Regions from separate parts of the Homo sapiens genome. Here region 2 is linked to region 1. The links are chromatin loops, found by intact Hi-C in ENCODE. Cell type or tissue: K562. All regions are shown on one strand. Links, peaks and the distances in the headings refer to the core of each region. The heading gives the core; the rest is flanking DNA. Region 1 overlaps ARHGAP6 (Rho GTPase activating protein 6). Region 2 overlaps ARHGAP6 (Rho GTPase activating protein 6).

Evidence for each region. Hi-C counts contacts between places; a loop is a spot of excess contacts. Peaks named below come from ENCODE experiments on the same cell type or tissue, not always from the same donor. Only the 100,000 strongest peaks of a DNase experiment are listed, where the experiment ranks them.
Region 2: it touches region 1 in a loop (2.7-fold over the local background); 2 of 110 quality-filtered maps call a loop at or near these places.

What each region holds. Positions count from the first base shown.
Region 1 is chrX:11,263,582-11,273,881 of GRCh38, reverse strand. The region is part of intron 1 of ARHGAP6 (Rho GTPase activating protein 6); the gene reads left to right. Among named protein-coding and RNA genes, the nearest start is that of AMELX, 25 kb to the left of the region's middle. In K562, for the core only: no CTCF peak of the experiment used is centred there; a DNase peak (open chromatin) is centred at 4,651.
Region 2 is chrX:11,365,035-11,375,334 of GRCh38, reverse strand. The region is part of intron 1 of ARHGAP6 (Rho GTPase activating protein 6); the gene reads left to right. Among named protein-coding and RNA genes, the nearest start is that of MIR548AX, 51 kb to the right of the region's middle. In K562, for the core only: a CTCF peak has its summit at 5,302; a DNase peak (open chromatin) is centred at 7,554.

The DNA.
Region 1 (10,300 bases), core at 1,338-9,337:
ATAATAATGGGTACACACTATATGTACAAGAGATGATAGTCATTCCCCACATATCTAAATCTTTTGGATTTAGATCCAGGACATAGCTCTCAGCTTATTTTATCTGTGCTGTGAGTCACTGATGAATAATCCTTACTGTGCACCACTAATTAGTAGTTGTGGTGACTACAAATTTTTATGTTGCTAATGGGTTGTAATTTTGTAGTTTCTGAGGTTAAAAAAAAAATCTACCCATAGATGGATACTTAACAAGAAAGAAGCAGCAAAACTCTGTGTAGAAAATGTGAACGTGCACAAATCAGTAATGCCCATGAGTGAAAATGACATGGGAACATGTTGTTAGGGTACAACAGTTAAAATTACCAAAAGGTCAACAAAGCGATTATGTACTTGAACATTGGACATCATGTTCTTTATGTTCATATCACTGAATTCTGGAATTCTGAGTCTACTGGTTTTTTTTTTTTACAAATGAAATAAAATGTAGCTATGTTTACAGCATACCCTTCCTTGTCCATCCTATTAATATTAACTGGTGGCATGGAAGTCAAGAAAAATGACTCATTAAAATAAAAATTTTTAATAATTTTTAAAAATCAGATTACCATATAATTGATTTTTTTGTAACTGTTTTCAAAATGGTCTTCATATTGCCACGTTAATTTATCAAATACTTGGAACATGCTTTTAGGGATTTCATGACTTTCTCCTTCAAAAGTTGGCCCCGCTATTTGCTTTATTTACCAAAAAAAAAGGGTGAGGTTTGGGGAGGGGTGTAGGGAAAAAGCAATCAAAACCTGGGTCTATCAGCGCATGTGACACGTTCATTTATCATAAGTGTTACATGCATAGCTCTCTCCTCCCTACAGGACTATTTTATCTCCACTTTACAGAGCAGGTAATTGAGGCTTAAAAGCGTTGGATACTCACATGGCTAGTTATATGCTGAACTTGAATTCAAACACAGGCAGCCAGAAGGAGAGTCCTCCCTGTAACCACTGTGCTATAACACTGCATCCCATTTGAATGAAACAGTGGCAAAATGAACAGATAAGATGAAAGCTGCTTAACTGTGCTACTGTTCAAAATATTCCCCATCACATCTATGGCAGAGCTCATGGAAAGTGACATCTGGATCAAGCCTGTGCACGTGAAAAACAATTTTAAATTATGGATGTATGTGCTTGGAGACTTAATCTCTTAATTGGTAGCATTGTTAAGTTTTCTTTCTGCTGTCAATGGAAGAGAAAGGAAAAAAAGAATCTGAGCTTTGAGATGAGGGCACGTTATGCTCTCGGTGTGGGAGAAATCTGGCAGAATCAGTCAATGAAGGAATATATGGAGAGTGCAGTCATCACATGAGTATGTGGAAGGGTGCAAGAAATGAGGAGTGGAGGCAGGAGGGAGGGAAGCAAAGGTACATGACAAATTCTTAGTGGAATTTGGAGAAAAGTTATGGATCCTGGAAAAAGTTCAAGGAATTTGTCTTCCCTGATAGTTTCATTAAGCTCTGGCCATTACAATGGTTCTCAACCTGGACTGCACCTTAGAATTTTGGGGAAAGCTTTATAAATATATCATTGTCTGAGCCCCAACCCCAGACAGTCTAATTGACTTGGTCTATACCTGTGCTGTCCAATACAGTAGCCACTATCCACCTGTGGTAATTTAAATTTGAATCAATTAACATTAAATACAATTACCAATTCAATATTCAGTTTCTCTGGCCATATCTCAAGTGCTCATTAGCCACGGGTGGCTAGTAGCCACCTTAGCAATTAGTACTGTTAACAAAAATGTCCATTGTTATAGAAAAGTCTATTGGACCATGCTGTTCTTGGGGAGAGGGACATGGTCATAAAAATTTTTGAAAACTACAGCAAGTAATTATAATGTGCAATGAACTTAGAGAACTGTTGGTCCTTGGAGAATACATTTGTTCTAAAATGTATCACCACTTGTATCTGAGGTCATTTTGCTTTGGAAGATGATTCTGAAAATATCATTAATGCTAGACTTTTTCTGCAGCCTAGAAATGTAGCCGCATATATTTTTATTTAAAGCAGCTTGCTTGCTCATTTACTCTACAAGATTTAGATGAGTTAACTACCAGACTGCAACTAAAAATGAATAACTTGCTTTTCCCCACTTAGAATGAAGTGGTACAACAATTCATGTAGATTTTGAATTACTTATTAAAAGAGTTTAATAGGATAAATTATCTTACAGTAAAACCGAGAGGCTCATTGTCCACAGCTCACATTTTAGGCAACAGATTAGAAGCAACGTCTATATATTTGATGATATCCAAAATTAATTTATTAACTTAATATGTTTATGAAGTCGCATGTAATTTTGAGGAAATTGTTTTCCTTTCTCATTAGAGAAGAACCCCACTGAGAAGAGACTTTTGCAAAGTGCCAAAGTGCAATTGATGAAACACAATGTCACCAAATATAGCATTGAAATGAGAAAGTGGAAAGGAATTCACTTTGGCATTTTTTATTTTGCCTAGTTTGTTTGGCCTAAGAGTTTTCAAGCTCCTAAATACGATATTCTTCTATCCTTAAGGCTTGTTTTATATCCTGCTGATTTGTAAATATCTGACTTGGGATTGGGTTCTTCAGTTTGAGGTGACAGTACTTCAGCATCCCTGTATCTTTTAGGTAATCTTGCTCTGAAATCCATTCCATGTTTAATGAGCAGTGAATATACCCATAACAGAATAAATGACCTGCCCTACAAAGAGTTCACATGACATCTTACCTAGAATGAGTGCCCTCTTATCTGAGTTTCCTTCTTATTTCAAGAAACCTGAAGCATCCAACCTTATAACTCAGCGTTCCTCACTACATGAGTAGAAGGAGCAGCTACAAAATAAGTACCATTCTCTGCAGTGTGGTAGAACCAGCGATATACAGATTTCTCCATAAGAATCAAGATAAAATGCTTTTCTCTAGGTCAACCCTCCTGGGCACCTAAAATGAGATGCAAATTTCACACTCTGTACTCAAAGGTATTTCTCCAGCTATAATCTTGGGCTTAATTTTCTGGGGATCCATATTTATTGGAAAAAGAGAGGGACTCTCATAAAGAAAGAATTCCTAGAGTCAGCTTGTTTTATTGCTGCCTAGACTCGCTTCTTATCAGTTCATTCCACAGGTAGAGCCTCCGTTTACCGGTTACATTGTAGACTCAGTTTGCTTCCTCTCTTTATCCCCTTCCTATCAGTTCTGCACCACTCGGCCTCATTCATCTTTCCTAAAACATCTCTTTCATGGTGTTACACCCCTACCTAAAACTGAGAGTGGCTAGTTCTACTTGTAAAGGATCTGGCATCCAGGAGGTTTTCTAACATGGCTGTTCCTTTTTTCTTTAAATGAAATACCTGTCCCTCTCCTTATTCCTGGAGGTCATTGCCCCATCTATTGGCTTTCTTTTCTCTGTTTCATCCTGGTGCCCTGCCTCTGTTTCTGCATATTTCTGTGTCTCAATTCCACAGGGCTTTGAGCCCTGAGCTGTCATCTATGTATTTACCAAAATTCTCCCAGTTGCAGAGAGGCCTTCCAGTCTCTGTTGGATGCTCTGTGTCATACTTACTTTGTTTATAGGTCTTCCAAGGAAGTGAATAAAGAAAAGGTTGCTGGCATGCTGTGATATTGCCTAGGGGTTAAAATTATTGCATTTGAAAACAGACTGCCTGGGTTTGAGTGCCAACTCTTTACTTGCCAGTTGTGTGACTTCTGGCAAGCTCTTTACGCTTTACGCTCTCTTTGTTTCAACTTTCTTATCTGCAAAATAGAGATAATTCTAGTGCCTGCCTCCTAGAGGATAGCGTATTCATGGAGACAATAAGTACTCAGTAAATTTTAGTTGTTCTTTATTGTGGTTTTGACTGTTTCAGATTCATGGTCTTAAATAGCTTTCCAGTTACTAGATTTGCTTTGATGGTAGAGTTTAGATCTGAAGGATCCAAAACATTCTCTCCGTGCAAATAGGTCACAGTAGCATCAGAAGGACGCTAGCAATTAGACCAAGGTCAGGGTGCTAGGAATGGGGAAAGGACGGACAGCTACAGTTAAGGAAGCAAATGGCAGCAATGAGAGAATATACATTGGCTTATCACCTAGCCCCTGGAAGTTCTGAGCAATACAAAGATAGAGTCTGATGGTTAAACTGATGGTACCACATTTTCACTGAGCACTGTAAGGCAGCAGATGAACTAAAATGTCTCTCACAATTTGCATTTTTATATATAGTCTTAAAAAATATTAAGACCTTACATGCGAACTCTATGCTACACTCAAAAAAGGTTACCAGGACCAATGGAAGGTTTATCAGTAATGAATATAATCTAAATGAAATTTCACTGTGCCATTTTATGAGTCAGTCATGATTTTGAAAGATAAAAGCATTACCTATTTCTAACCATTGGCTATATATTATTCAAAATCTGAAGGATGTCATTAGAAATATATTTGTCTTCTTTTATATTAAAGACTTTCTACATGCTCAGCAAAACAATATATAAAGAGCAATTTTTACTTTACCATCCAGTTGATCAACTACTCTGTTTCCAAGTGAGAATGTAGGAAGGGACGAAATGAGTCATGATGTCGTTCAGTGGGGAGAAGTATAGGAGGAGTTTCAAGCGCAAGGGCTCCAGATCAGGCTGCTTAGATTTATTATCTGTGTTCATATGGGAAGTTCAGGAAAGTGAGGTCAGCTGCTATATCAGATACATCCCCAAATTTCACAACATAAGTCTATTTGTCATTCATACTGTTAGATTGGCCACAATTGGTGGGACAGCTGTGCTCCAAGCAATGATTCTGAACCTGGGCTGCTTCTTCCTTTCATTCAGCTGGAGGTAGGGTGGGCTGGATTTAGGTTGAGACATTGGGGCAACTAAACCTTTCACGCTGGCTATATTGCCTCTCCACGTGGTCTCTTCAACATAGTGGCTACACCTATGTCATGGGGGCTCAAGGGTCCTATGAATGCAAAAGCAGAAGTTTCCATGCCTTCTTATGTCTCAGGTCCAGAATGGGCTTGGCATCCCCTTCTGCCACATTCAGTTGGTTAAAGTAACTCATAGAGCCAGGCGGGCTTGAAGGGCAGGGGACTACACTAGGCAAAGAACACTGAAAAATGTGGTCCACTCCTGGGACTACCACACATGGCTATGCAGGTTGCCTGGATGCTGTCTCCAGGTTTTTATGGACTGGGGCTAGAAATGAAGCTTGTCACTTCCTCTGACATTCCATTAGCTAGACTCCAGTCATATGACCACTATTAACTGCAAGAGAGGCTGGGAAATGTAGACTAGCTGAATGCCCACGAAAAAGGGGCTACGGGCTTCATGAGCAGTCAGTGTTTTCCTCACTGTGCGCCATCCATTTCTGTGCCTCCATCACTTCCTCTATAAAATGAAATTGTTGGAGGCAGTGAATACATGGCACACATGAAGTGCTTAGCACCTAATACATGCTCAGTAAACTTCTACTGTTATCATTCACTATTATGTAGTGGCTATTTGATTTTATTCCATCTAAGTAAAAGCACACCGCACTGGATACCAGGCTAAGGAATTTGGACTTTGTCCTGGAGCTAAGGAGGAGACATCAAAGGGTTTTAGGCAAAAGAGTACTGTAATCAGAAATGTATTCACTCAAAAAGTTTGACAGTGATTCTATGATATTTTTGCCTTAAATGTGCAAAATATCACCAGTGATATAAACAGAAATAATCCAGAATAAGAGCCAAGAAGAAGGTGGAATGAATGCTTAATGGCATAGATTCTTAGGCTATAAATTGTTTCTTGGTATGCTTAGATATGGAGGGTTAAATGGGAAAAAAATGACCATTGTGCTCTCAGCACTTTTTGTGATTAGCGAAACTCTTCCACAGATGGAACCTTTTAGTTGCTTCCTGATATTTATTTCCAAGGCTCTTTCAGTGACTCTTTGGTCTCTTATTGGTTTTACTTAAAGAGTTGTTATTTAAATCTTAAAAAGGATTCCTTATCTTTATGTTTTGTTTTTCTGGTTTGAATGCATTTTCCAAAGAATACCAAATATACACACCTTCTCCATTATTTCTGCACTTCCTCTTAAGGCCTGCCTTGCTTCCACTCTTAAAACAGACTAGGAATTTCACAAGATGTTGTCTCTCGGGATTATTTGAGATTATTCACTTAGTCACCTTCTTACGAAACATTTATTGACCTGACAGTGTATGTCTCCATCAAATAATTGATTTAACAGACCACTCTAGTGTTAGGTAAACATTCTTATTTCATCACTGTCTCTTCCTTATTAGATACTTATAACATGGCTCCTACTAGTACTGACTCTGAACTGTGGTTTTGTCTTCCAGTTAATTTGTAAGCTCATAGTGGTTGGGATGACAGCCGCATTACTTATGAGCTGTGAATCTTTGAGCAAGTCACTTAACTCCTCTGCGCTTCTGTTTCCTCATCTGTAATATGAGGATAATAATGTAACCTACTGCTAAGAATTATTTTGATGGTTAGATAAGTCAGTGCCCATAAAATGCCTAAAACAATGCCTGACACTTAGTAAGTGCTCAGTCAGAACTACATGTTGCTGTCATCTATTTATAAACTAAAGGATCATTTGCCTAATAATAAAAAATGAATTACATATTTATCAATTTCATGTGAAATAATATATTAAGATATTAGATATATTGATATTAAGATATTAGATATCTTTAAATGAGGATGTAACTTCCATTGATGAGTATCCAGTATGAGCCATGTTGACTGTCTACTGGAATAATGCGTATTTTCAACATCAGTTTTTAGGATAGTGGTGGTGGAGGTATGTGCAGTAACAGGTAGATTTTACTCTGAATCTCTGTTTAAGTTTAATCATTCTAGTAAAGAAAACCACCTGGAATATTTTACTGCTTTAAAATTCCTTCCTTAGCAGCAGCAGCAGCAGAGGCTATGTGTGGCTTACATGATTAGTTTCACAGAATCCTAGTAAAAGCATACCGAGTCCTTAATTTTGAATCAGTAAGATCTTCCATGAAATCATTTCCCGGTTTGTAAATTATAATCACAGTGATTCTTTTGTTGGAATTCACTTGAGACCCATGAGAGAACTATAACTTCCTATTGACTGGGAAACAAAGATGTCTTTTCGAGTTGTATTTGGTTCAGTGCCATGTGGAATGCATGGAGATCAAGGTAATTCGCGATTGGAATTAATCTTCCCTTTTCTCTCTGCTCTTCATGGATGCCACCCCCAACCCCCACCCCAACCTGAACCCTCTTAGATATGGCCATGTGGGTATATTCACTCTGACCTCCACACCCTCTGTTCAGGAAATGAACAACTTCTCAAGGACTGCTGTCCCACAAAGAGGATAAAATACAGAGCATGTGTTATGCTTCAGTGTGAAAGAGAATGAAAACTTTTGCTTTTTAGTGTGTGTGGCTAGTGTTAGAAAAATGGAGTCAGTAGTTTTAAAATATAATTTAAGAACTGAGAATTTGTCCTAAACAAAGAAGGCATCCTATGTGCTTTATCTTGCTCTCAGGGGTTTCACCAGTGGCTTCCAACATTCTTTGGTTGATTCCTAATAAGGACAGTTTGCACAGTTACAATCCAATTACCGTTTGTAGATCCCTGTGGAAAAGAGGATTTTTTTTAGAGGAATCCTTTTCTAACTCGAGTATATTTCTTCAAAATACTCTCATTCTTTTTGTCCCTTCCCTCCCCTCTTTCCTCCTCCCCAACTCTCTCTCTCTCTCACCCTCTCTCTCTCTCTCTCTCTCTCACACACACACACACACACACACACACACACACACACACAGGCACACACGCATACAAACACACGCACTCACTCATTTGTGCACTTACTCAGGGACACAGCCTGCCTCTGTTCTGAAAGGACAGGAACTTCTCAATGATCCGATGAAAAGATTGCATATTTTTGGTCCCAAGATTCACAGTAGCGGAGGTCTCTGGCAACAAAAGGTATCGTGGGAGTCACAGCTATGCCAGCTGGGCCATTTCTCAGACATTCAATATGATCTGCCATTTCAGGATGCATTTTTTACCAAAAAAATAATTTTTTTAAAACAGACTCAACTTCCTACTGCAAGCTTAGTTCAGTTAGATTAGAGAGGACAGCAAAGACGCGGCTGATTATAATTTATGGGTAAGCAATATAAATATCTATACTTACACTACTTTTTCAGAAAATAATTGTGATAAAGTTTTGTGATTCTTTCACATCCATCTTGTGATTTAGGAAGAAAACTGGAATGATCAGTGTCTGAGATGTGTGACAGCTAAAAACTGTCTGTGTCAATATGGATTTATGAGAACCTTATTTTTAGATTAATGATGTGGCAGCTTGAAATGAGCAAACTCAAGCAGGAAAGGATTGTGTCATGATTAACAGAACAGCATAATTGAGCTAATTTCTGTAAAAGATTCGGGCACAGGCTGTTTTGAAGTCTGAAAGGGTAAAGTGGTTTATCTTTCCCTCTTAACTTCTTGAATATGGGTGCAACATTTTAGTTGCTGTGGCTGTGATAAATATGGGTTTAGGGGAACAGTTTGGATATTAAATAAGGCTAATAATACATCGGATGTGCTTGTGCTGTCTTTTACAAAAGAGGAAACTTTAAGCCTCTGAATTTTTAAACACTGTCTGGCTTTCATTATTATAAGGGTATGTCTCATAATGAAAGGGCTTGGTGGTGGAAAGAGGGGAACATGACCCTGATGTCCCAGATCCCATTATGCCACTGCAGCTGCTTTGCTCATTTGTAAAGTTAGAGGTTTGGATTGGTTTATCATGAAATGTTATGAAATACATATAGTGGTTATGAGTCTAAATTCTAGAACCTAAAGCCTGGCTTCAAATCCTAACTCTGCCACTTAATTGGTGTGTGCTCTTGGCAAGTTACTTAAGTTCTGTGCCTCAGTTTCTTCATCTGAAATATGGGAATAATGATGGTAACATAGTCCTTAGGTTGTTGTAAGAATTAAATGAGATAATATAAATAAAAGGCTTAGAACAGTAACTAGCAGAGAGCGGACCATCTATAAATGTGAGCAGTATCTTCAAGGTCTAATCTATCTCCGGAGGTCGTTCTAATTTCAGTGAACTAAATTTAATTAGAGAAAGACAAGTAGAACCATCAGCTGCTGGCCCTGTCATTAAGAAATTTCTAATTCATGCCAGTGTTTCCAGTTTTTGCAACCCTGAGATTTGTGCAGGCCATCTTACCTTCTTCCTCCCATCCAAGACTCGAGAGAAGCTTAGAACTGAGAATTAAATTGATGGCCATTAGAAAAGTCCACAATTCAACTGGGACTACACAGAAATGAAATTGACCTTTTGCTCTGACGTTTTTGCCCTTGAGGACTTCCAGTATGTCCCCTCTATGCTAACCACTGGAAAGGTTCTTTCCACTGGAAACAAGATGTAAGTGACATTTGATTTTTTAGATGGTGTTAGCCCAGCCCTGGGTTTGACAATGTTCATTTCTACTTCTTTAGTTTATCGGTAACCCAGGTGAACAGGCCATTTGCAGATAACCACTTCTATTTCATGCTAGCATTTGCATATTTTCTAATATGCTAAATTATGTTGTTTGATTTTTTTTTTTACAGGCTCTCTGGGATGTTTCTCAGAGACAAAATCTTAGGAGAGGAGGAAAATGGTGATGGCAAAAGGCAGATCCTAATCATAGATGTGTCTTTACTTTTAGTCCAGTCCAGGGGTCAGCAAACTTTTTCCATAAAGGGCCAGATGGTTACCTTTACGGAAGGGCAGCTTCATGGACTGTGCAGTCTCTGTTGCAACAACTCAACTCTGCAATTGTGGCCTGTAGGCTGCCACAGAAAATAACAATGAATGAGTGTGGCTGTGGTTTTCATAAATCAATAAAACTTGATTTATGAAAACAATCAGTAGGCAGTACTTGGCTCCCCGGCTAGTCAGCTTGTATCAGCAAAATCCCTGTCATCATCCCCATTTCATAGATGAGGAAAATGGGGCATGGGGAATGTAAGTAGCTTGCTAAAAAGCCACATGGCTGGCTAGTAAGTGGCAAAACTGGGACTCAAACTCAGGCAGCCCAGCTTGCCACCCCTTGCTTTTAGCCACCAGGCTATGCTATACCTATGTCAACCAGTCTCTGCCTGGGCTGCTGGGCTCCCAAAACCTGCCTGGCTCATTCCCTCACCTCCTTAAGGGTTGGTGCAAAAATCATGTTCTCTGTAAGGCTGTCCTGGTAGCTCATGCAGCA
Region 2 (10,300 bases), core at 1,317-9,316, 100 kb before region 1:
TGATTCTAATAAAGTAAGCATTTGATCAGTTGCAGAACTTTCATGTATGGACATTGCAGAGAATGATGTTGCTGATAATGAAATGGCATAATGTGTGTAAAACTCAGGTTCTTAGTCTTTTTAAGCCCCAGAACAAATCTGTTCAGAATAAGATCTAAGTTATACATTTGCTCTCCAGAGGAATGTATATGAAGAAAATTTTGTATCTGCTTTCTGGAGGTTTCATTCATAAATTCATTCTATAAGTATTTACTAAGCATATATAAAGTGAACAAAAACAGAGATACTGTTCTAGGCATTAGGAATACATCAGTGAATAAAATACAATACTTTCTTTTAAAGAGATTATGCTGTAGAATAGGGAGACTGACAAGCCAATAAGTATATAATATGCCAGGTGGTAATACAGAAGATAAGGGGATAGAATGATGGAGGGGAGTCAGTAGGATGGTAGGGAAGCTTTCTCAAAAGGTGACAATCAGAAATATGACATAAAGGAGACCTGATATTTAAAGGATGAGTCAACCATTGTTAACGGCTTGCTATCACTTAGGTTCCTGTGTGGGAAGTCAATTTAGATAGTCAGACAAAGAAAGCCCTTTTTGTCTGTTAATGTGAAGAACAGGTTTTAGTTTAACTTCTTACGCATAGCAGTGAGTAACTAGAAATTAGCACATTCCAGGGACAACATACTCTTTCAGATTTATTTGATTTTCCAATATGGCTAAGCAAACATATGATTATTCATTGAAATAGTAGCTCCAGAGGTGGTATTAGATTGCCTACTTCTGAGGAATTAAGAGAAGAAATGGTTGCAGATAAATTTTAAAAAGCTAACACTTTAAATGTTATAGCACCTAGATATACAGCATTGTCCAATAGAAAATTTTGTGATGCTGGAAATATGTAATATCTGCCCTGTCCCAGTGAATAGTCTTCCTCAGAGGTTTTCTTTATAGCTTCCACATCTCTGTTGTTTGAGATGTCCCAAGGACCACAAAGATGGAATCTCCACCCTAGAGCCCACCTGAGAGGGAGTGACTACTCAAAGCCTCTTTACGAGCAAAACTGTGGCTCCTAAGTACCTGGCCAAGTCAACCACAGTCCTCCAGGATCTTGTTTTGAATTTTAAAGCTGCTCTCTCTTGGGCCCACTCCATATTACTACCACGGAGAGGGTAGCTAGGCCATAGTGCTTCTGTGAAGGAGGAAGAGCCCCTTCAAACTCCAGTCCTTTACCTCAACAGGCTTAGCTATAGGGATGTCTCCTCAGGCTTGTGTTTGTATCTTCAGATAATTTCCATGGGATATTGGTCTTGATTATTTTATTTTATGTTATATAGTCAAAAGGCTGATAATTGCTTGGTCTCAATAATAAGACATTGCCTCCTCACTGAAATATTAATCAGAATGGTAGGTGGCTGCTATCTCTGTAGAGTACCAATCAACTTAATCTCATTTGGATAAATTTTGAAAATGAAGGAAAGAAATGTGGCTACAAACACCATGTTTTATTTTTTAGCACCTGGAATCCCACTCCAAAGGAGATAAATTTATTTCACTAACCTTAGCAAACAAATCAAATTTACCCACTAACTCCACCTATGCCCACCCTGCCTAGGAGTTCACACTTGTTCAATCATTCCATTCCATTGCAGCCCAGGTGAAAAAGGCTGGTTGAATTTGAGATGTGACCTTTGCTTAAATTTCATCCCCAAAGTGTGCCCCTCAGAATGTCACATTCTTTTGGTAAATAGCCCTTTCAAAGTGAAGACACAATTATTTCATGTTATTTATATGCTTGAAATGCAGACCTTCTGTTTTTCAAATCCACAAAAGCAATGATTTAATTTTCAGTAGTTAGGAAGTACTTGGGTCAAATTTTAGCCACCTTGCTTCAGGATAAATATTACTATCATTTGCTTTTTTCTCTCTCTCTTTTTTTTTTAAACAATGTCTTTTTTATGAACTTGAGAGGGCTGGTGATGATTTTGTTTTGTTTTGATTTATTTTCCCCAAAGTAGAGAAAACAAGATCTCCTGTTTTACATTTTACTTTTTATTTTACTTACCAAGCAGGAATTTGTCGGTCTGTTGTCTCACCTACTAACATCTGTGTATCCTGGCATTGAAGATTGGGAATCACAAGCTCTTTAAAAGGCTGACACAGATGGGCAGAGATTTAGCATCCTAATTTTAAAAGTATATATATATATGTGTGTGTGTGTGTGTGTGTGTGTGTTTGTGTGTGTGTGTGAAAAAAATAGAAAATATTCATATTTAAAAATTTAGAATTATTAGAATCTTTAGTTTCATGGTTAGGGATTTGTATGAATAATTTTTATTTCAATATTTACATATGGCAAGCATTCTATAAACATTCCAAATTTTTTGTACCTGATAAGAAAGAAAAGAATAAAGCAATATTAATTGTGGTTGGCTTTTGAATTTCCAAAGTCTTTCCTTAACCTTTCAGCATCAGTAGAATTGTAAATCATTGTCCCAATTAAGTTAACAATAATTTCGTTTCTTTTCTTTTCTTTTTTTTTTTTTTTTTTTTTTTTTGAGATGGAGTCTCGCTCTGTCACCCAGGCTGCAGTACAGTGGCGCGATCTTGGCTCACTGCAAGCTCCGCCTCCTAGGTTCAGGCCATTCTCCTGCCTCAGCTTCCCGAGTAGCTGGGACTACAGGCGCGTGCCACCATGCCTGGCTAATTTTCTATATTTTTAGTAGAGGCAGGGTTTCACCGTGTTAGCCAGGATGGTCTCCATCTCCTGACCTCGTAATCCACCCTCCTCGGCCTCCCAAAGTGCTGGGATTACAGGCGTGAGCCACCGTGCCAGTCAACAATAATTTCTTAACCATTCTGTACAATTCACATAGCATGAGGAATATGAGATCAATATCCCAAAGTGAACATGATTTTTAAAAAATCCATTCTTTATTAATATTCACTTGGTATATATTTAATCACTGACTCATTAGTCAAGAAGTATCTGTAGTGAGAAAAATGTTTAGCTTTAAATACTGGTTTCATGTGGGAAAAAGTTAATATATAAACATATAGTCAGTATATACTTTATTTACTAAGAAAACACAATTTTGCTGAATTTTCCATCTGATTATAATGACACATCTAGATATTTTAATAATAAAGCTACAGCAAATACTTGAGGGTCTTTGAAAGGAGAAAGCAGGTTCTATATTTCAAAAGTAGCTTGGATATAAACTGCAAAATTATTTCTGCAGATGGGCTTGTTTCCCCTTTTGTTTTATCAACTTTAGATATTTATGTCTTAAAATTAACTAAAGCAGGACACAGAAATAACCCTCTTCTCCATTTAAATATATATTTTTTCATTTGGGTTCTAGATTCTCAAATGATTACACATATACATTGTTAAAAGCTTATGAGATACATTAAATCTAGATTAAAATGATAATATACTTTTACAGAGACATTTCCTGTAGTACTTACAGCAGAGTCGTGGATCAACTCATCTATTCCTAATTATTATGTAGATATTAGGATATGAGCATGAGCTCAAGTACTAGTATTTATTTTATGATATACTGGCAGAAATCAGAGCTGTTGAATATGTTTACTTGTTATCTTTTTCATTAAGTTTCCAATATATAAAACTAGGCATTATCTTTCTCATAAATAATATTTGATTAATTTGTTAGTGATTAACCATATACCAAAGGGATATTTGCATAGAAATTTTTATTCCAAATCTCTCCATTGTAGCTTTTAATTACCTCTATTAAGGATTATAGTAATTTAAAATTATTAAAGATATCTATGAATTCTTCAAACTAAATCACTGAAATGTCAATGCAAGCTTAATGGTTTTGTTGTTGTTGTTTTTGGTAAAGTAGCATGGTCTTTTAGTTAAGACCAGATAGTAAATATTTTAGGCTTTTCTGACCATAAGATCTCAGTCACAACTCTGCCATTTGAGTACAAAAACAGTCATAGACAATACACAAATGAATGTGCATGGCTGGTTCCAATAAAACTTTATTTACAATAACAGGTGATGGGCTGGATTTGGTCCATGGATTATAGTTTGCTGACCCTTGCTTAGAGGATAAATAGCTGTGTGCTTGTAGAACCAATCTGGTGAGGGAAACACTTAAGGGACCATGTTAATTTTAATGTTGCACATATCCTGGTTGCTGTTCTCTAGGAAATAGCCATCCCTCCAGTCAGATAATGAAAATATGCTGGTGATTTCTCTTCTTTCTGCATGGAAATCTTCTTAAGGGATTTTGAGAATTATCCATCAAGTGAGACCTATCAGTGCTCAGTGCAACCCTGGTGGAAAATATAAATTAGTTATTCCTACTATTTCTATAAGTAGGCCCTCCAGTCATTGTGATAGTTGGGCCAATCTTTGTTAAGAACATGTTGTTGTTGTTGTTGTTGTTGTTGTTGTTTGTAAGCATACTTTGAAAATGACCTGCCATGTAAGTGTCAAGAATAGTTAACTCAAGATGGAATCATGATTGACCTGTAGAGTGTGATGGGCCTCAGGAAGCATGCCCTGGTAGTTCTGTGAGTTCTCACTAGGGAGAGACATTTTATTATGTTCTTCATGCCATAGGTACTATGGTCTAAGCAAGTGTACAATGAATAAGTCAATGAATTAATCAATGGAAAATTATAGTCTATAGTGAGCTTTGAATTGTAGGAGGTAAACCTATAGCACATTGTCACTTCAAACTCAACATCCAGTTTTACAATGACTAAGTAGAGATTTTCTAGTAAGAAAATTATCCAAGTTTCTGATATCACTTTTATTCTTTCACTGGTGACTCTACCCAGAGAGAAAGAACATGGGTCCTACATTAGGACTGACATCAGAGGAAAGAGAAATGTTTATAGCCAGAAGGGACCTTGAAGATGAGGAAGAGAATAACAATTTTGATGACTGCAACAATGATGTTGACGCTATAGGTTTAAATAGTAAGTTGTTATTTACAAAATGCTGTTTCAGTCCTATCACTTTCCATGAGTTAAAACGAAGGTTTAGATTATGTGACTTTTGAAAGGCTAAAATAAAGTAAGTGAAACTGGAATACTTGGAATTCTGCTACCTGATACCCAATTAGGAAAAAGAGAAGGCAAAGTTTAAAACAAGGTCTAGGTTGATGAGTTGGTCTATTAAACTTTTCTATTTTTCTAATATTCATTCTCTTTCTTCTGGTAATTCTGGGTTTTAGAAGAGTATATACAATTGAATTGCTTCTGACTGCTGCTATTGACGCATGCTAACTAAAGGAGGCAGCCTCAGCCCAGGGAATTTAATCCAGTCAAGTGATAATTAAGCATCTATGAATTGGCATTAATTGCCAACTTTTGGCCCTTCCTGTAGATCTGTCCAAACCTTGATTGTAATTCCTGCATGTACTGACAACTTGATAGTTTAGCATATCCCAGTGTCCATTTTTAAGGCACTATCCAAAATATATCTCTGCTCATTACCCTTTGATATTTATCTAAACAAGTAACTTCTGATGTTAAGCTTTGAGTAAAACGGGGGAAATGGCAGGGAAGAACTGGGCAGAGAAAACGGGGGAGGAATTCAAACTACACTTGATAACTGTGATGATGACAATTTCAGCTACCACCAGTTTTGAACATTTACAATGAGGGAAGATAGTACTGTTTTATATTTATTATTTCATTTAATCTTCACATCATTCCTCTGAGATAATTGTTATTCTTTGTATCTCATATATAAGAAAACTGAGTTTTAGAGGGATCAATACATTGTGTAAGGTCACAAAGGTATGAGTGATGAGGGCAAGGTTTGACCTCAGCTCTGTGGCTTCTAAAGAGTATCCTGTTGAGCACTAAGCAATGTTATGTCATAATAGCTGGGCTCTAAGTCATGGCTAACTAGGAAAACTTGGAGACCCTTGTTACTCAAAGTGCTGTCCTCAGCCCAACAGTATCAGGAGCCCCATTCCAGACCTGCTGAATAGGATCTACATTTTCACAGAAGCCCCCAGTGATACATTAAAGCACACTAAAATTTGAAAAGCATGGCCCTAGGCTTTTCCTAGACAACCCCTGCCCAGTAGTCTGAAAGTCCGTAGAGATACTTTATCATCAGGAAGGGGAGTAGGCAAAAAAACAAACAAACAAACAAACAAACAAAAAACCTACCACAATGTCCTGTAAAAAGAAAGCTTTCTCCAGCTTCTGAAATGCACATGTAGAATTTTACAGAGGGGCTCAAGGGACCCGGGAGAATAGTGATTAGAGGGTCATTCAAACTGGGATACTTTTGAAAGGGAAAAGATCACTAGGAATAATTACCCTGGCACATTAGGCATGAACTGGAACTGCACTAAGCAAACTGGGACATATGGGCACCTAAGTCTTACTTGGTGAGAATCTACCAAAATATCAGGATTTTTTAGACTGTAAAACATGAAACCAGAGAGACAGGAAATTTAAAGTCTACAAATTTAAAAGGGTGACAATTAGTTATTGATTAAATTATTTTATTCCACAAATATTTATCAAGCTCTTTCCTTCTTTGTCAGGTACTTTATAAGCTACAGAGATATGAGATGGACAAGACACAATAGAACTTAACAGGACTAGGTAATACCCTTTAAGCTTGACAACAGCAATATTAGGAAACATAAAATTAGAGTTAACTTCATGGAAGTCATAAATTGCAAGCATCCTGGTTCTATTTCTATCCTGTATCTTAAGAAGTGATATAGTCTAATATTTTAATTCATGGAAGATGAATCCAAATGTGATAATTAAGGCAGGTTGGGAAGTTAGAATTGGAGGAGGAATAAGAATGCTATTTTAGATGATAGCCAAAACCATGCCCTCCCTAATATGTCACGGGGATCTTCTGACAGATATGGAACCCTGGGCCAAATGGGCCATAATGAAAATTAGAACACATGTAAGCTTTGGAGTTTATCATCTTTTGTGTGTTTTAGAAAAGAGTATTTATCCTAGGGCTTTGTTCACCCTGAGCTGTATCTTGTAAATGAAAAGTACAATGTGTGCATCTTCCATGCCGAAAAATAAACAGCAACCTTACCCTTTTGTAAACAGTAATGCAATATGCTCAAGCAAGATTTACAGATGCATCCGTTTAGATAAACAACAAGAATCCTTATTAACAATTAGTCCTCATGCAAGACCCACGGCAATCTGTGCTACATAGGAAAACTATTTTACGATCACCATGCTTTCTCCAGTGCCTAGGACAGAGTCTAATGCACAGTATAGATCAGTCAAAACTTGTGGGTTTAGTAAATGAGTCAGACGGCATTTCAGGGATGCTGAAAGAGGAGAACAGTGTAGTCCTTCCTGCTTTAATTCTTTTTGCAGAGTGCAGAATTGGTTGAAGGCAGTTCACGTAGATAGTTCCAGGTCAGTGCAGGAAACCAGGAAGGAGAGGGCAAGAATTGACCTTGTTGCTTTGCCAACTGACTCTTCTATTCTGGTTTTGTTTCCTTCATCTGGAGAAGCAGATGTGCCTGCCTGATAGGGCGGAAGCCTGGAAGTCCCACAATCTGGAGGTAACATCCTGGTCTCTCAAACTTCCTGGGTGATTCATTAGCCAGCCACAAGCACAAGATCTGTCACTTCCAGAAACTTAGCCCCATCAATGTTCTTATGATATGAGCTTAAGATCCAGAACAAATAACAATAATTGGGAAATTTTAAATGACCATATTATTTATATATAATACTTTGTGAGGTTAAAACAAGCTCACTTAAAACTTTAAATATCCTTTGTTATAGCTAGTTCCACATGAAAGTACTGGGTCAATTTGTCCTTGTAGTCAAAGATTCATCACAAATGAAATTCAAGTATGGGCAGCACAGGCCCCATTTCCTCCCATCTCAGAGGCAAAGGCATCTGTCATCCTGTCCAAATCCCATGCAGTTCTGCTTCATCAGGGTCACTCCAGATAGCATCATGTTAACTCTTCCCCAGCTTCAACTTCTACACTCTCAGTCATCTTGTCATGTCAAAACCCTTCCTTGAGCAAACCTCTTCTGAAAGCCATCTCTTTTTTGCAACTAAATCTCTCATAAGAATAGTTTACACTCAAAGCTAGTTCACATGCTCATCTATCTACTCCTGAACTCTCTGCTATCTGGCTTCTACCCCATCATTCCTTTGAGTCTTCTGTCTTCAGGGTTATAGGCAACTTTGCTGCGAATTCAGGAGAGTGAGTCCTTATTGCATGTTACCTCTGGAACCTCTGAATCCAGCTGTTTTTTCCTGACAACGTCTTTTCTTCCCTTTTCCATAACTCTATTATTTCTCCTCCTACCTCTGGGAGTAATATGTCTTGCTCTCCTTTGAAGGCATGTTATTCCTCACCTGCTCCTTAAACATACTTCCATCTTAGGCCTCTTCTCCTCTCACTGTAGACACATTTCTTTCACCCTTTTATCAATTCTGTGGCTTAGGCTACTACTTTGTTTTATGTTCTTCCATGTTGCAAGGAACAGAGACACACTTGGTTATTTCAGGTAGGAGATATCCATTGTAAAGTTACACAGGAAAGAACTTAAAAGGGGAAAAACATCTTAGCCCTTGTGAAAACTGAACACCACCCCATGCAAGACTCAAAGGAAACTCATCCCTGTGCAAAGTATGACTCTAGTAACATTCGACATTTACCAGGCTGTAGACTTGATGCTAACTAGCTTTCTCTCTTTCTCCCCACCTCCCTCACTTACCCACGTCGCTCTAGTCTACTCTCAAATACCTTTCGTTGACTTTTCTTCTCTTTCCCTCATGGCTTCTGCTCCTTCATGACATCTGATGTCTCTTGGTTTCTGCTATCTCTCTATCTACCCATAATTTCTTGATAGATACAATTTATTCTATAACTTAAAACATTGCAATAATTTTTATATTTGCTTTCCTTCTGCTTTCAATGCCTTCTGGAACTAGGTGGAATCTGAATGTATGTATGTATAAACGAATGAATGAAATATTGAATCAGATCTACTAACTTTGTCTTTGTATCCTCACTGGCTGCCCATGATGTCATAGTTGCCAGTTAATGAGTACTATATAACTGCCATTATGCCACTTACACATTTCTTCAACCTTCACACATTCTTAAGAAGAGATGGTTTTATGGACTGAATGTTTGCGTCCCACCAAAATTCCTATGTTGAAGCCTAGCCCTACAGCCAGTGTGATGCTATTTGCAGGTAGGGCCTTTGGGGAGTGATTAGGTTTAGCTGAATTCATGAGAGTGGGGCTCCCATGATGGGATTAGTGCCCTTATAAGAAGAGGAAGAGACCAGACCTTGCTCTTTCCCTGCCATGTGAGAACACAGTGAGAAGGTGGCTGTCTGCAAGCCAGGAGGAGATCCCTCATCAGAACTGAACTCTGCTGGCACCATGATCTCAGATGTCCAGCCTCCAGAACTGTGAAAAGCAAATGATATTTTGTTTTGGCAGCCAAGGCTGACTAAAACCAGTGGTATTCCTCTCCCATTTTTTAATGTATAAAAAACTATGGCTCTCACAGATGAAATTGCTTTCCTTAGATCACAATGCAAGTGGTAAGGCCAGGAATTGGAACCCCAATACCTGAATTATTTTATGGTTTTCTGCATTCATTTTATAAAACAATAAGCCAAAAGATAAATGAACAATTATTTTTTAATGAACGTGAATATGACGTATTTAATGAATTTTATCTTTTTGTTCTGCTTTTCTATTTTGGTCTACATGACAATAACACATCACTATAGGCATATACGTTACTTAATATTGCTAAGGCATTAATCAAGATATATTTTGATAATAGTGATTAAAATAAGAATTGATTGATCTTCTATGTCTCTAGAATTTTTAGCTTGTGAAAATACAAACCAAGAGGGAGAAATGACTGTCTTTAAATTTGTAAGGCCTACTGGATAGGTCGAATGAATTTGAAGACATTTGTCTGCAAGTAACAGAAGACTCCCCCTCCATTGGAAATAAACAGTAATGAAATTTCCATCTAAGATGACAAGAAGTCCAGCATGGCCTACGATCTGGGTACCATACAGAATGTCAGGATGTTGGGTCCTTCTCTCTGCAGGCTCTGTCCTGCTCTGTGTATTGTTGGCTTTGCTCTCAGGCTGGTACCAAGATGGCTGCATCAGTTTCAGACATCACATTGAGATGTGACACTGATCAGAGGGAGAAGTACAGTTTATCTCTTTTTGTTTCTCTTTCATAGCAGGAGACTTTCCCGGAAGCTTCATATTTCATAGGCGGGAATTGGGCCACATGC